2 separate regions of the Homo sapiens genome follow, and region 2 is linked to region 1. Evidence: read pairs that join two places in POLR2A ChIA-PET (ENCODE). Cell type or tissue: endothelial cell of umbilical vein. All regions are shown on one strand. Links, peaks and the distances in the headings refer to the core of each region. The heading gives the core; the rest is flanking DNA. Region 1 overlaps SOCS7 (suppressor of cytokine signaling 7). Region 2 overlaps ARHGAP23 (Rho GTPase activating protein 23).

Region 1 (8,451 bases), core at 1,495-5,494:
AACCAGCAAGAGTAGGGTAGTCAGCTCTGCCTGTGGACAAGCCCGGGAAATCTCAAAGAAGATTCTGGACTCTGGAACATCACTCTATTTGTAGAATATTGAGAAAACTTCGTGGAATATTGGACTCCTCAGATACAGCTTATTTCATTGTACAAATGTACCCTGTCTGCAGATATTTTAACCAAGATTCTTAGCATTGTATTAAGGGCTAGAGTGTGTAGTGTTTGCAACTATTAATATTGAGTGCCTGTTAGATGCCAGGTACTTGGCCAGGCTCTTTATTTAAATATATTGACATTTTTACAACAACCTCAAAGTTAGGTAATATAGATCAATCTATTAAAATAATATGGCTGGGCTCGGTGGCTCACGCCTGTAATCCCATCACTTTGGGAGTCCGAGGTGGGTGGATCACCTGAGGTCAGGAGTTTGAGACCAGCCTGACCAACGTGGTGAAACCTCGCCTCTACTAAAAATACAAAATTAGCCAGGTGTGGTGGTGCACGCCTGTAATCCTAGCTACTCTGGAGGCTGAGGCAGGAGAATCGCTTAAAACCCAGGAGGCTGAGGTTGCAGTGAGCTGAGATTGTGCCACTACACTCTAGCCTGGGCCCCCAAGCAAGACTCTGTCTCAAAAAAAAAAAAATAATAATAATAATGATAATGATGTGTCCAACATGGTGAAACCACACCTCTACTAAAAATACAAAAATTAGCCAGGCATGGTGGCGGGCACCTGTAGTCCCAGCTACCTGGGAGGCTGAGGCAGGAGAATCACTTGAACCTGGGAGGTGGAGGTTGCAGTCAGCCAAGATTAAGCCACTGCACTTCAGTCTGGGTGACAGAGGGAGACTCTGTCTCCAAAAAATAAAAATAAAATAAATTTAAAAATAAAATAATACATGAGACTTCATTTTGCCAGTGAGGAAACTGAGGCTGAAGCTCAAAAGTTAAGTTACTTACTCTAAAGGTAACTCGGTTGATCAGTGCTGAAGCCAGAATTCAAACCTGGGCTTGACTACAAATCCTTGACTTTATTTCCCACCGGTCTGTTATTGGAAGAGGTAGTAGTAATCAGATTGAAAGTTTGCTGGCATTTGTGGAAACTACCTAAAGAAGGTAGAACCATGTTTACTGGGGGCAGGAGGGTGCACATGCTCCAGTTGAATATCTGTGTATACTTAAAATTGTAATCAAGTTGAGAGGGCAAAGCAGAGCTATTGCCCCTCGACCCTAAGTGACCTCTCTTTGAAGGATAGGGCCAAAGAAGACAAAGCCTTTACCACTGTTTGCTGCCCTCTTTTGCTTATAAAGGGGAAGGCATTATATAAGCTTGATTTTATTAGAGGAGACTATTAGGGTGAGGAAGAGGTAGGTATTAGCATTTAGGTTGAGCTCTGTCAGTCTGCGTCAGGGATTTTAACTTGATCGATTCAGAAAGGAGGCTGTGTGTTCAGACTTTGGAATGATGACAACTGAACACCTACAAGGAGCCAGGTGTTATTCCATTTAACCAAGTGTTACCCTTTGAGGGGATAGTACCGTCTCCTTTTTATTTTTTTTCTTTTTGAAAAAGCAAAAGAAACTGAGGTCCAGTGAGTTGCAGAACCAGGATGAGATCTCAGGTTTTTCTGGCTCAGATCCCAGAGCTGGATGCAGTAGGAGGGTGTTAAGACTGGTATCAGGCTTGGCGCAGTGGCTCACGCCTGTAATCCCAGCACTTTGGGAGGCCAAGGTGGGCGGATTGCCTGAGCTCAGGAGTTCAAGACCACCCTGGGCAATATGGTGAAACCCCATCTCTACTAAAATACAAAAAATTAGTTGGGCATGGTGGTGCACATCTGTAGTCCTAGCTATTTAGGAGGCTGAGGCATGAGAATTGCTTGAGCCCCAGAATTGGAGATTGCAGTGAGCCAAGTCATACCACTGCACTCCAAAGACTCTGTCTCAAAAAAAAAAAAAAAAAAAAAAAAAAAACCTAAAAAAACTAAACCCCTAACACCAGACAGCAGTGAGAGTGTGACTGATGTCACACAAAACCTCTGATCCTATTAGAGCCAGGCTAAAAGCAAACATACCCTTTTTAATTGAGAGAATCTTCATCTGTAAAGTTCGTGAAGAAAAAAATATCTTTAAAAAATCATGCTTTGATCAGGCTTGGTGGCTCACATCTGTAATCCCAGCACTTTGGGAGGTAGAGGTGGAAGGATTGTTTGAGCCCAAGAGTTCTAACTAGCCTGGATAATGTAGAGAGACCTCATCTCTACAAAAACAAAACAAAACAAAAAAGCCTAGCCACATGTGATGGTGTGTGCCTTTGGTCCCAGCTGCTTGGGAGGCTGAGGTAGGAGGATCTCTTAGGCCGGGTAGGTCAAGGCTGCAGTGAGCTGTGATTGCACCACCACACTCCAGCCTGAGTAATAGAGCGAGACCCTATCTCAAAAAAAAAAAAAAAAAAAAAAAATCATGCTTTGAATTGGACAGCTCATTTTTGTTTGTTTGTTTCAAGATGGAGTCTACCCCAGTCACCCAGGCTGGAGTGCAATGGCACGATCTCGGCTCACTGCAACCTCCTCCGCCTCCCGAGTTCAAACGATTCTCCTTCCTCAGCCTCCCGAGTAGCTGGGATTACAGGCGCCCGCCACCACGCCCAGCTAATTTTTGTATTTTTAGTAGAGACGGGGTTTCACCATGTTGGCCAGGCTGCCCTTAAACTCTTGACCTCATGGTCCACCTGCCTCAACCTCCCAAAGTGCTGAGATTACAGGCGTGAGCCACCACGCTTGGCGGAATTGGACAGCTCTTTAAGGAAATTGGTTACTTCCTCTTTTGTAACCCTTGTTAAGTTTATAATTACTTGTTCAGTGACATGTCTTCCCTGTTTACCAGGGTTTCTCAGCTCTGCATTATTGACATTTTAGGCTGGACAGTTTTTTGTTGTGGGGTCTGTCCCGTGTATTGGAGGAAGCCCTAGCTTTTGCCCACTAGATGCCAGGAGCACTCACCCCCACCCCAAGCTGTGACAATCACATTATGTCTCCATATGTCCCTGGGGGCCAAAATCATCCCCAGTTGGGAAACATTGTTATATACCATAGGGGTTAAAAAGTACAAGTTCTGGATCCAGAGCACCGAGTGCTACCCCAGGTCCTGCCAGTTACTAGCTCTGTGATCTTAGGCATGAACTGAACCTCTCTTGCCTCAGTTTCCTCAACAGTAAAATGGGGATGATTATAGTACCTCACTTATAGGGTTGTTTTGAGGAATGCAAGAGTTAACTCATGTAAAATATTTAAGACAATGCCTGACACAGAGTAAGCACTCAACAGATGTTACTTTTCTCAGTGCTCTCTAAGATGTAGGTGCATAGGAAGTGTTTAAGGTGGTATCTCTGGTGTTCTCCTGGCCCTATAAAGGTGGTACCCAAGATAATATGTGTTGAATGATACTCTGGGTGGCCCCTCAGATATCCTTGTGATATCCTTTGAGATGCCCTTTGTCGTTATTTTATCTTACCTGTCTGATTGCCAGGTCATCCAGAGCAAGAACTGTCTTTCCTTAGCTCTATATTATTTTGAGATGAAGTCTCACTTTGTTATGCCCAGGCTGGAGTGCAGTGGCGCAATCTCGGCTCATCGCAACCTCTGCCTCCTGGGTTCAAGCAATTCTCCTGAGTAGCTGGGATTATAGGCGCCCACCATCACGCCCGGCTAAATTTTTGTATTTTTTAGAGACGGGGTTTCACCATATTGGTCAGGCTGGTCTCGAACTCCTGACCTTAGGTGATCCACCCGCCTCGGCCTCCCAAAGTGCTGGGATTACAGGGGTGAGCCACCGCGCCCAGCCTGCTCTATATTATTTTGTATATTAGAACACTCAAACATTTGCTGATGAGATATTAGACATACTCAGAAGAGGTTATTTCACTTACGCTTGTGAAAGAAGCCAGGAGTCCTTTCCTGGGGATTTGTGACCAGTGTCTCTGAGCATCTCCCCAGTAAGCGGTTCGTCCTTGTTTTATAGGTACAGAGTCATGCCACTGATGGGGCTCCCCTCCTTGCTCTGGCTGCATGACCCCCTTTAGCAACACCGTAAGACTCCCTTGAGGATATTTGCAAACTAGACTTATTCCTGGCTTATTACCTGCTTTATGTTTATTTGTATGGTGTGCAGAATGGTGTAATAAACCCTGTGTATCCATCACCCAGCCCCAGCAACCATCAGCCCATGGCCACTCCTGCCCTGTTTGTATACCTGTCCACTTCTTCATTGCATATTAGTGTTTAGTGTTTAAATATACTTTTGTTTTGTTTTGTTTTGTTTTGAGACAGGGTCTCACTCTGTCACTCAGGCTGGAGTACAGTAGTGCAATCATGCCTTGACCTCCCAGGCTCAAGTGATCCTCCCACCTCAGCCTCCCAAGTAGCTAGGACTACAGGCATGGGCCACCATGCTCGGCTAATTTTTCAATTTTTTTGTTGAGACAAGGTGTTTCTATGTTGCACAGGCTGGTCATGAACTCCTGGGCTCAAGTGATCTTCCCTTCTTAGCCTCCCAAAGTGTTGAGATTACAGGTGTGAACCACCATGCCCAGCTTCTTTTTTTTTTCTTTGAGATGGAGTCTCCCTCTGTCACCCAGGCTGGAGTGCAGTGGTGCGATCTCGGCTCACTGCCACCATCCACATCCCGGGTTCAAGTGATTCTCCTGCCTCAGCCTCCTGAGTAGCTGGGATTACAGGCACACACCACCACACCTGGCTAATTTTTTAATTTTTAGTAGAGGCAGGGTTTTACCATGTTGGTCAGGCTTGTCTTGAACTCCTGACTTTGTGATCCACCCGCCTCAGCCTCCCAAAGTGCTGGGATTACAGGCGTGAGCCACTGCACCCAGCTCTTTTTTTTTTTTTTTTTTTTTTTTGACGGAGTTTTGCTCTTATTGTCCAGGCTAGAGTGCAGTGGCGCAATCTCAGCTCACTGCAACCTCCGCCTTCCGGTTTTGAGCAATTCTCCTGCCTCAGCCTCCCAAGTTGCTGGGATTACAGGCATCCGCCACCACGCCCAGCTAATTTTTTGTATTTTTAGTAGAGACGGGGTTTCATCATGTTGGTCAGGTTGGTCTTGAACTGCTGACCTCGTGATCCACCCGCCTCAGCCTCCCAAAGTACTGGGATTACAGGTGTGAGCCACCGTGCCCAGCAGCACTTCTTTTTTAATTTGTAGTTTTCTTCCTCCATTTCTTTTTCCCTTTTTTTCTTGCAATTTATATATTTAAAATATTGTTATGTTTGGAGTTTACCTATTGCTTCTCCATGACGTTGTTTAATATGTTCCTCTGTACTCTGAATTTCCTGTAAAATGGTAATTGAATTCAAAGGCTTACCCAATTTGGATTCGTTGGGGAGGGGGAGCAGCGTGACAGCATTACTTCATCTGAATTTCTTTTCTTTCTTTTTTTTTTTTTTTAAATAGAAAACCACAAAAATCATATGCATGGTTTAATATTATTATAAGGTGAACACCACTCAGGCAAAGGAACCAAAACTTTTCCAGCCACTCCAGAAATCCTTCCGTGTGCCCCATACTAATCTCTACACCTGTCTTTATAATAATCACTTCCTTTCATTTTTCCATGAATGCTTTTATCACCCCAGTGTATATCCCTGAACACTATAGTTTGATATTGCTCATTTGAAAAAAATTTCATGTCTTTTAAATATCTTAATCTGTGGCTTTTTCTTTCATTTCCTTACGATTTACTTATTGAATAATTGGGCTGTTTGACCTGGAAAATTTCCTTGGATTTTACTAATTACGTACTCTTGTTGGAGTTTAGCATGTTGTCCTGTCTTCTGTATTTCTTACAAATTAGCAGGAGTCTGATTCAAACTCAGGCTTGACTGAACATATAATAGTAGCTCATGCCTAAAATCCCAGCACTTTGGGAGGTGAGGCAGGAGGATCGCTTATACCCAGGAGTTCAAGACCTGCCTGGGCAGCATGGTAAGACCCTGTCTCTACCAAAAAAATAAATTAAAAACTAGCCGAGGCCAGGCGCGGTGGCTCAGGCCTGTAATCCCAGCACTTTGGGAGGCCGAGGCAGGTGGCTCACCTGAGGTCAAGAGTTTGAGACCAGCCTGACCAACATGGGGAAACCCTGTCTCACTAAAAATATAAAAATTAGCCAGGCATGGTGGCCCAGACCTGTAATCCCAGCTACTTGGGAGGCTGAGGCAGGAGAATGGCCTGAACCCAGGAGGCGGAGGTTGCAATGAGCCAAGATTGTGCCACTGCACTTCAGCCTGGGCAAAAGAGGGAGGCTGTGTCTCAAAAAAAAAAAAAAAAAAAAAAAAATTAGCCAGGTGGCCGAGGCAGGGTAATCGCTTGAGTCTGTGATGTCAAGGCCACAGTGAGCTGTGTTCATGCCACTGCACTCCAGCCTGGGTGACAGAGTGAGACTGTATCTCAGAAACAAACAAAAAAACTGAGGCTTGATCCTTTTAGCAAGATTATATAGGTAGTATTTGGCATGCCCATAGGAAACACATGATGTCTGGTTGTGTCTCTTTTTGTGATCTTAGCAGCTGTTCATTGGGAGTTGCAAAATGATGATACTCTAATTTTATCACTTTTTATTTATTAGATGGAATAGTTTTATAGAGACATTTCTCCTCATTTATTATTTACCAAATTCATATAGAAAAAGCAGGATAAATGCTTGACTCTTTTTCTTTATTTACTAATTTTCAAGATAACGAATTGGTTCCCTATCATCCTTTGAAGGTGACCATTTGAAAAATATAATTAATGGCCGGGCACAGTGGCTCATGCCTGTAATCCCAGCACTTTGGGAGGCTGAGGTGGGCGGATCATGAGGTCAGGAGATTGAGACCATCCTGGCTAACACGGTGAAACCCCGTCTCTACTAAAAAATAGAAAAAATTAGCTGGGCGTGGTGGTGGGCACCTATAGTCCCAGCTACTCGGGCAGCTGAGGCAGGAGAATGGTGTGAATCGGGAGGCAGAGCTTGCAGTGAGCTATCGCGCCACTGCATTTCAGCCTGGGCGACAGAGCGAGACTCTTATCTTAAAAAAAAAAAAAAAAAAAAATATATATATATATATATATATATATGTATGTATATATATATATATATATGATTAATTCAGCCAGGTGCAGTGACTCACGCCTGTAATCCCAGCATTTTGGGAGGCCGAGGCAGTTGGATCACCTGAGGTCAGGAGTTAAACACCAGCCTGGCCAACATAGCTAAACCCCATCCTCTACTAAAAATACAAAAAAAATAGCCGGGCGTGGTGGTGGGCACCTGTAATCCCAGCTACTTGGGAGGCTGGGGCAGGAGAATCACTTGAACCTGGGAAGTGGAGATTACAGTGAGCCGAGATCACCCCACTGCACTCCAGCCTGGGTGACAGAGAGACTCTGTCTCAAAAAAATATATACATATATACACAATATATAGTATATATATACACAATACATAATATATATACACAATATATTGTATATATTATATACACAATATATAGTATATATATACACAATACATAATATATATACACAATATATTGTATATATTATATACACAATATATTGTATATTATATATACAATATATTGTATATTATATACACTATATATTGTATATATTATACTATATATTTTATATATTTATATATTTATATTATACATATTATATATATACTATATATTATATACATATAAAATTCATGGAATTAAACATACTTAATGGCTTTCTTTTTTTTTTTTTTTGAGACAGAGTCTCACTCTGTCACCCAGGCTAGAGTGCAGTGGCGTGATCTTGGCTCACTGCAACCTCCGACTCCCGGGTTCAAGCGATTCTCCTGCCCCAGCCTCCCATGTAGCTGGGATTACAGGCACGTGCCACTACACCTGGCTAATTTTTTTGTATTTTTAGTAGAGACGGGATTTCGCCATGTTGGCCAGGCTGGTCTCGAACTCCTGACCTCAGGTGATCCAACTGCATTGGCCTCCCAAAGTGCTAGGATTATAGGCATAGGTGTGAACCACCGTGCCTGGCCCACTTAATGGCTTTTAATTCATTACAGTTATAATTATTGAAGCTCGTATTGTCTCACCTTTAACCAGCAGAAGGCTCTTCATGTCGGGGTATTTTTCCCTCTCTCCCTCCCTTCCTTCCTTGCTTTTATCTAACAGCTTTATTGAGATATAATTCACATAACATGAAATTCACCCATTTAAAATGTGTGATTCAAGGCCAAAGAAGGTAGATTACTTGAGCCTAGGGGTTCAAGTCCAGCCTGGACAACATGGCATGAAACCCCATCTTGATAAAAAAAAAAAATACAAAAATTAGCTAGGAGCGGTGGTGAGCACGTGTAGTCCCAGCTACTCAGGAGGCTGAGGCAGGAGAATTGCTTGAACCCAGGAG
Region 2 (8,451 bases), core at 1,960-5,959, 63 kb after region 1:
TGGTCTGGGGCCAGAGGAGGTGTGCCTGGGGAAGTGACATTTTTGTTAAGAGCAACAGGGTGGGTAGGAGTGAATCAGGGCATGGGTTGCATTCCAGAAACAGCATGTGCAAAGGACCCGAGGCTGGAAGGGTGCCTGGTCCTCACAGGAGGTGGAAGGAGGCCAGGGTGGCCAGAGCACAGAGGAAGAGGGTGTGGTGAGTGTGGGGGCCAAGGCGCGTCCCACAGGGCCTGGTGGTCATAATATTAAAATAATCAATCTGGACTGTCAGATGCCAGAGAGGTGACTGCCGCTTGGAGCAGGGCAATGGTGTAATGAAGTGAGCAGACTCCAGAGACATCTAGGAAGCAGAGTCTACTCCGATGGGGGGATGGAGCGCTGGGGCCATAATACCTGATTCTTGGTTCTCAGCAACTTTTTCAGGCTGCTATCTCTGTCTTTATTTTATAGCTGAAGAAATAAGGAAACTTGAGTGACCTTGAGTGATGATCTTGAGGTCACACAGCCAGAAAAGGGCCAGGGCCAGTACCAATGGCAAGTGTGGCCTTTTCTCTGTGTTAGCCTTCTTGATGCCAGGACAGTGGTCACTTTCTCACCATCCTCCCTGTCCCCAAGCCTCGGTGCCCCTGCAGGTCACCCAGCATTCCCTGCCTAGCACCCAACCCGGTGGAGAGCCAGGAGTTGCAGGTGGTGGGTGCTGGGTGCTACCTTCATTTCCAGAGGTTGGTTAAATGAGTTAGCGCATCTAACAGCAGCTGCCTGGGGCATAGTAAGCACTCAGCAAGTATTCTTGACTGTGTGGCTGTTATCCTGTCCCCAAATGTGGGGCCAGGCAAACTGGCAGGGGGAGGCGGGAGGAGGATCTGGAGTGAGGATGATGCCATCTGTCTTCTTCTGACCAGAGAGCCCAGCCCAGGGGGCTCCCTCATGGTAGTGACCCAGGGGAGGCTGTTTGTCCCTGCAGAGCCACTGTCCCTGCCACCTGTCCAGCTGCCTCTGGGCATCACAGACTGGATTAGGGAGTGGTTCAGTTCATAGGCAGGGCCACATGTGTGAAGGGGAAGGCAGGGGTAACCGGGAGGGATGGGCAGGGCTGGGGTGAGGGGGTGGGTGGTTTCAGGGGTGGGGCTGACAGCCTCTCCCTGAAGGGAGCCCCATGTGCCCCCGGGAGACTTTCGGAATCTGCTGAGACCTGCCCTGGGAGGGGACATGGTCTTAGCTTGACTGGGACCCAGCTCTTGCCTGAAGGAAACCAGTGTGTGCACCTGTTACCTCTGCCCAGGCTGTCAGACAACAGGAAGCACTCCTGGGGGGCGGGGGGCAGGCGGAGTCACACCTAGAGCTTTCCCCTAGTCTCCTCTGAAATGCACTGTCCAGCGTGAGACCAGGGGATGGATCTGCTGACCTTAGAGAAGAGTCATTGCAGGCATTCCCCTGCCTCTAGGAATGACTGCTCCAGTCTAGTCTGAAAAGGGGCTCTGGCCTCTCTCCTTGACCAAAGGGAGACCCCGAGATTCCACAGTTGCTCTGTCCTTCTGCAGGAGATTCTTCTCCTTTGTAGGAGATGGGGAGGGGAAGATCCCAGGGCAGGTTGGAGCTGAGGGGCCTGGGGAGCGAGGTTGAGGGAATGAGGACCCTTCTGCTCGCTCTGGGTTGTCAAGGAGACGAGGCATGCCAGCGCTGGGCCAGCAGGGGGCTCTGCTGGCCACGGGACCTGCCTGCCAGGCAGCCGAGATGTGCACCCTTCATTGTGCGGGCTCATTTCCAGGAGTGCCTGAGAGGACGCGGCGGTGTCTCTGTGGGCACACCCTTGTGTGTATGTTACAGGTGGGTGTGAGCGTGTGGCGCGTTGGAATGGGCATGTGTGTGCTTGGTGGGTTTGAGGGCCCCCACACTGAGCCAGGTTTCTGCCAAGAAAACTCTTCCAAGTTCCTGCCGGCAGCCTTGGAAGAGTTTGTGCATGACTGGGGATGGCAGCCTCTGTGGATGGCAGGCCCCCATCAACGCCAAGGACCTGATGCGTGCCAGGTTCAGGCTGGGCGATCCCCCTGTGCGGGGACCTCTAGGGCTCCAAAGATGACAGTAGAGACTCTGAGGAGGTGCAGTGGAGAAGGGACGGCAGGGAAAGGTCTTCCAGGCAGGAGGTGCCCAGCTCCTGGGCAACCTCTGTGGGCAGAGACTTCTCCTGGGCACCAAGGAGAGACCTGTTCATTTGTTTCATCTTTCAACATTTTTTTTTTTTTTGAGACAGAGTTTTGCTCTTGCCGTCCAGGCTGGAGTGCAATGGCGTGATCTCGGCTCACTGCAACCTCCACCTCCTGGGTTCAAGCAATTCTCCTACCTCAGCCTCCAGAGTAGCTGGGATTACAGGCACCTGACATCACGCCCAGCTAATTTTTGTATTTTTAGTAGAGATGGGGTTTCACCATGTTGGCAAGGCTGGTCTCAAACTCCTGACCTCAGGTGATCCAACTGCCTCGGCCTTCCAAAGTGCTGGGATTACAGGCCTGAGCCACCGTGCCTGGCCTTTTATTTTGTGTGTGTGTTTGATTTCTGACTTGGCCTTTTTAAAAAAATCACAAAATATATAATACGGCCGGGTGCTGTGGCTCACGCCTGTAATCCCAGCACTTTGGGAAGCCGAGGTGGGCAGATCACGAGATCAGGAGATCGAGACCATCCTGGCTAACACAGTGAAACCCTGTCTCTACTTAAAAAAAAAAAAAAAAAAAAAAAGATAGCTGGGCATGGTGGCTCGCATCTGTAGTCCCAGCTACTCAGGAGGCTGAGGCAGGAGAATCGCTTGAACCGGGGAGGCAGAGGTTGCAGTGAGCTGAGAGCACGCCATTGCACTCCACACTCCAGCCTGAGCAACAAGAGCGAAACTCCATCTGAAAAAATATATATATATAAAACAAAATTTATAATTTTAACCATTTTTAACTGTAAAGTGGCATTAAGTACATCCATATTATTGTGTTATCACCATAAGTGGTGATATTCCACTATCACCGTAAGTGGAATAATATAATATTTATTCATTCATTCCTTTTTTTTTTTTTGAGACAGGGTCTTGCTTTGTCACCCAGGCTGGAGTGCAGTGGTGTGATCACGGCTCACTGCAGCCTTGACGCCCTGGGCTCAAGGGATCCTCCCATCTCAGCTTCCTGAGGAGCTGGGATTATAGGTGCATGCTACCACGCTCTGCTATTTTTTTATTTTTTGTAGAGACAGGGTTTCACCGTGTCGTCCAGGCTGGCCCTGGACTCCTGACCTCAAGTGATTCTCCCACCTCAGCCTCCCAAAGTGCTGGGAATACAGGTGCTGGGATTACAGATGTGAGCCACCAAGCCCAGCCAATATTAATCCTTTCACTTAGCATAATGTCTTCAAGGTTCATCCACATTGTAGCATGTGTCAAATATCTTTCTTTTTTTTTTTTTTTTGAGACAAGGTCTGGCTCCCCTAGGCTGAGGTGTAGTGGCGCGATTTCAGCTCATTGTAACCTCCATCTCCTGTGCTCAAGCCATCCTCCCACCTTAGCCTCCCAAGCAGCTGGGACTACATGTATGTGCCACCACACCTGGCTAATTTTTTTTTTTTTTTTTTTTTTTGGTAGAGATGTTGTTTCACCATGTTGCCCGGGCTGGTCTAGAACTCCTGGGTTCAAGTAATCCTCCCACCTCAGCCTCCCAAAGTGCTGGGATTACAGGTGTAAGCCACCCCGCCTGGCCTTCACTTATTTTAAAAGGCTAAATAATACAATTATTATTATTCATATCATGTATGTATTATATGTAATACAATAATACAGACAATTTCATTGTATAGATATACCTCATTTTATTTGTCCATTCATCCGTAGATGGACACTTGGGTTGCTTCCATTTCTTGGCTGTTGTGAATAACACTGCTACAAACATGGGTGTACAAACATTTCTTCTAATCCCTGCTTTCAGTTGTTGTGGATATATACCCAGAAGTGGAATTACTGGATCATATGGTAATTCTGTGTTTAATTTTTTTTTTTTTTTTTTTGAGACGGAGTTTCACTTTTGTTGCCCAGGCTGGAGTGCAACGGCGCGCTCTTGGCTCACTGCAACCTCCGCCTCCCTGGTTCAAGCGATTCTCCTGCCTTAGCCTCCTGTCCATGTTTAATTTTTTGAGAAACTGCCATACTGATTTCCATAGCAACTCCACCATTTTATTTATTTATTTTTTATTGCTTTTTTAGAGAGGGAGTCTTCCTCTGTGGCCCAGGCTGAAGAGCAGTAGTGTGATCATAGCATCATAGCTCACTGCAGCCTCCAACTCCTGGGTTCAAGGGATCCTCCCACCTCAGCCTCCCAAGTAGCTGGGACTACAAGTGTGTGCCATCACGTTTGGCCAATTTTGCATTTTTTATAAAGATGGGGTCTCTATATGTTTCCCAGGCTGGTCTTGCACTCCTGGCCTCCCAAACACTGGGATTACAGGTATGAGCCACTGTGCCTGGCCACAGACACACCATTTTACATTCCCACAGCAATCCAATTTCTCCACATCCTCACCATTAAGAAATAATTTTTGAGCTGGGCATGGTGGCTCATGCCTGTAATCCCAGCACTTCGGGAGGCCGAGGCGGGTGGATCATTTGAGGTCAGGAGTTCGAGATTAGCCTGGCCAACATGGTGAAACCCCATCTCCACTGAAAATACAAAATTTAGCCGGGCGTGGTGGCACGTGCCTGTAATCCCAGCTACTCGGGAGGCTGAGGCAGGAGAATCACTTGAACACAGGAGGTGGAGGTTGCAGTGAGCCGAGATCTCGCCACTTCACTCCAGCCTGGGCAACAGAGACTCCGTCTGAAAAAAAAAAAAAAAAAAAAAAAAAAAAGAAATAATTTTTGAGAGCCCGCTATGCACAAAGCTCTCTAGGAGGGCAAATCCATTCTGAAAACCCAGCAGCCATTGTCCTTAGGGAGCTCTCAGTCTAAGGGGGAGACTCAGGCCAGGCCCTTGGGCATCCTCCAATCTGAGGGGAAAGACACAGGCCATGCCTTTTGGGAGACCCTAGACTGATGTGGGGCAAAAATCCCTTGTTTTCAAGGAGCACACAGTCTGATGGAGGAGGCATAGCTTCTTCCCTTTGAGGAGTCTGCAGACAGGCCTAGAGACCAGAATGGAGACCCCAGAGACAGCCAAGGGCTGCTGAGTGGGTAAATCAGGGGTACGGAGGGGTTGTGGTAAGCCCTGTCCCAATGCCAGCCTGCTGTTGCCTGGGCAATGGCCCTGGTGTTTACTTTGTGGCTGGCTAGACGCACCCTTTTCTGTAAGTGCTCATTTCCCACCAAGAGGAAAGAGGCTCCTCTTTAGTTTCCCCTTCCTCTGTTGTCCCTGAGGGAGGAACTGGCCCTCCTCTGGCACTGGAGACCCTGCCAGCCTGGCACCTTTGCCATGCTCCTTGCCTGCTGGGAGAGGCCCCATCCTGGGGTCTCATGTTGCCCACCCCTTCCCTACTCCCAGAGGGCCCATAAGGTAGTGCTCTGGGCTTGCCAAAGTTCAGCCAAGGAAGTGGGAGATCCTACTGAATCCTCCCTGCTTGGGAGGAACTGGGGCACGTCAAGAGCCTGTAGGAACCTGAGGCTGGCAGTGGGAGGTGGGGGTGATGCCGGGAAGGATGAGCTTGCCTGGGTCTATGAGCGTCCACATGTGTCACCGTGTCTTTGTGTATCCATGGCTGAGTGTCTGCATGTCTGAATGTCAGTGTGACTGTGATGACTATCCAAAAAGCCGTCGAAACAGCCTGCATTTATTAAATCCCTACTATGTGCTCTGAGCCTGTGCTAAGACTTTCTTTAATTTACTTAATCCTCCCAACAACCTTTGAGGTGGAAATACATGTCATTACCATTTTATTGATGAGGAACCAAGGCTTAAAGAGGTTAAGTAACTCACCCAAAGTCTCATATCTAGAAAGTGGTAGAGATAGGGCTCTGACTCAGCCTCCAGAGGACTCCAGATCCCGTGTGTCAGCCCCTGAGCTGTGCTGCCACTGAAAGAACTTGGGGAGTTTTTTTTTTTTTTTTTTTTTTGAGACAGGGTCTTGGTCCGTCACCCAGGCTGGAGTGCAGTGGCGCGAACACAGCTCACTGCACCCTTGACTTCCTGGGCTCAAGTGATCTTCCCACCTTAGCCTCCTGAATAGCTGGGACCAGAGGTGCACGCCACCATCCCCGATTAATTTTTAAATTTTTTGTAGAGATGGGGTCTTGCCAAGTTGCCCAGCCTTTTTTTTTTTTTTTTTGAGACCGGGTCTCACACTGCAGCCTTGACCTCCCTGGGTTCAGGTGATCCTCCCCACCTCAGCCTCCTGAGTAGTTGAGACCACAGGCATGCACTACCACACCTGGCTAATTTTTATATTTTTTGTAGAGACGGGGTTTCGCTGTGTTGCCCAGGCTGGTCTTGAACTTCTGGGCTCAAGCGATCCTCCTGCCTTGGCCTCCCAGAGTGCTGGGATTATAGGCATGAATCATCATGCCCAGACAGATTTTGAGGATTTTGTGCATTTGGCATTATCTCAGCCCACCTCCCTGATGGTGGTGGGATGTCTGGAGTGACAAGTGCTTCCTCATCTCCCTTCCCAGGCTTCCGTGGCTCTGGCCTAGTTTGAGGGAGAGGGAGCACAGTCCATCCTAACCCTGGGCAAGAGTGGCCCTACAGGGGAAGAGCACTGGGTCTGGGGAGACCCTGGGAACCATCCCCTACCCGTGGGCCAGACATAGTGCCAGTGCGGGGTGCCCAGGTTCCCGGTGATGGGGGTTATGTGTACATGGAGGGCGCTGCGGAGACACAGGCTTGCTTGGCCGGCTCATCAACTTGGCCTGCTGGGGCTTGTCAGGCGGGAGTCTCTACCCAAGCAATGCTGGGAACCAGGCATCTGAATGGGGCAAAAGGGTGGAAGAGGCCTGAGGGGGCCGCCGCCCTTGACTGAGGAGACTGGAGCAGGGTTCAGAGGCCCAGGCGTGGGCGGGGCGGGCATGTGTCAGTATCGCATTGCCTGCATGCCTGGGATGCACGGATCTGTGGTGGGATTTGCCCTGTCTGTGTGCGAGGTTGTGGAGTGGTCATGGGTCTGCGTTTGGTGGTGTGCAACTGGTGTACAGGACCAGATGGAGCTTCAAACATGCTGGATGACTCTCTTGGGGTGGGGGCATTGTTTGTCACCTGGCAGTTTGGGGCCCACATTCTGGGAAGAGTGCTGAGCAAGCTGGAGGAAGGAAAAGCAGGCAGAATCGACCCTGAGCCCCTCTCTCACTTCCTTAACCACACGCCCTGCAACACGTCAGTTTCCTTCTTGCTCCTATCTCTGACCCTTGGGACTCAGGACGCTCTCCTCCCCTTCCCCAGTGCCTACTTGCTTCTACTCCTCCAGTCCAGACCATCCTCTCCTGTGAGGGATAGCCTGGGAGGTGTCTGGCCCCACCCTCAAAAAACTGTCACCTCCCAGAGAGAAGAGGCCCTGTGCACCTGAGAGCAGGGCTCCCTTGGTTTGTGGGGGTCTCCCTTGGTGGGGGTGAAGGCAGCCGGCTTTGGCCAGAGTCTAGAACTTGGGGATCCCTAAAGGTTTCAGGAGCTGGGACAATATTCCTGAAAGACTCTCCAAAGTATCTCAGCTCCTGGCCCACAGCAGGTACTCAAGATGTGGTTAAACAAGAGGGTAATGGAAAAGGATCTGGTAAGCGGTTAGAACCCTGGGATCTGGTCCCAGCTTAGTGAAAATGAGTCCTTGAACTAGTCACTTGTTCTCTTTGAGCCTCAGTTTCTTTTTTAAATTTTATTCTTATTTATTTATTTATTTTGGGACAGGGTCTCACTCTGTCTCCCTGGCTGGAGAGCAATCTCTGCTCATTGCAACCTCTACCTCCCAGGCTCAGGTGATCCTCCCACCTAAGCCTCCTGAGTAGCTGAAACTACAGACACGTGCCACCACACTTGGCTAATTTCTGTATTTTTTGTAGAGATGGGGTTTCGCCATGTTCCTCGGGCTGGTCTCAAACTCCTGGGCTCAAGCGATCTGCCCACCTTGGCCTCCCAGTGCTGAGATTGCAGGTGTGAGCCACCACGCCTGGCCAAGCCTCAGTTTCTGTAACTGAAAAACGGGTATCAAAAAAATCTCTGGTTATCTGATTCTTAGGGTGTCAAATGAGAACAAGTGAAAGTGCTTTCAAATGGTAAAAGACAATGATCTCTTGGAAGGAGGGAAGACTGGATGCCCTCCCTTTGGGGATGCAGCCTTCAAGCCCCTCCCCAGGGACCCTCAGGAAGATGAGGTTGAATGGATTTTGCAAGCTGGTCAAACTAGAGGGGGATGGAAGGGGCAGCTCAGCAGGGTAATTTCTGATGCAGGGGGAGGAAGCTGGGCAGGGCGTGGGGGGAGGACTCATGCTAGGCAGGAAGGCTTGGAATA

Evidence for each region. Peaks named below come from ENCODE experiments on the same cell type or tissue, not always from the same donor. Only the 100,000 strongest peaks of a DNase experiment are listed, where the experiment ranks them.
Region 2: POLR2A ChIA-PET joins it to region 1 with 5 read pairs; 2 of 35 experiments call an interaction of 5 or more read pairs at or near these places.

The regions. Positions count from the first base shown.
Region 1 is chr17:38,379,998-38,388,448 of GRCh38, forward strand. All of the region lies in intron 7 of SOCS7 (suppressor of cytokine signaling 7), which reads left to right. Among named protein-coding and RNA genes, the nearest start is that of SOCS7, 32 kb to the left of the region's middle. In endothelial cell of umbilical vein, for the core only: no CTCF peak of the experiment used is centred there; no DNase peak of the experiment used is centred there.
Region 2 is chr17:38,442,591-38,451,041 of GRCh38, forward strand. All of the region lies in intron 1 of ARHGAP23 (Rho GTPase activating protein 23), which reads left to right. It overlaps LOC101929494 (a long non-coding RNA gene), which reads right to left. Exons shown (of 4, transcript XR_934733.3): 4 at 7,804-8,133. Among named protein-coding and RNA genes, the nearest start is that of ARHGAP23, 18 kb to the left of the region's middle. RefSeq lists enhancers at 6,446-7,387, 8,329-8,451. In endothelial cell of umbilical vein, for the core only: no CTCF peak of the experiment used is centred there; no DNase peak of the experiment used is centred there; H3K27ac peaks cover 1,071 bases.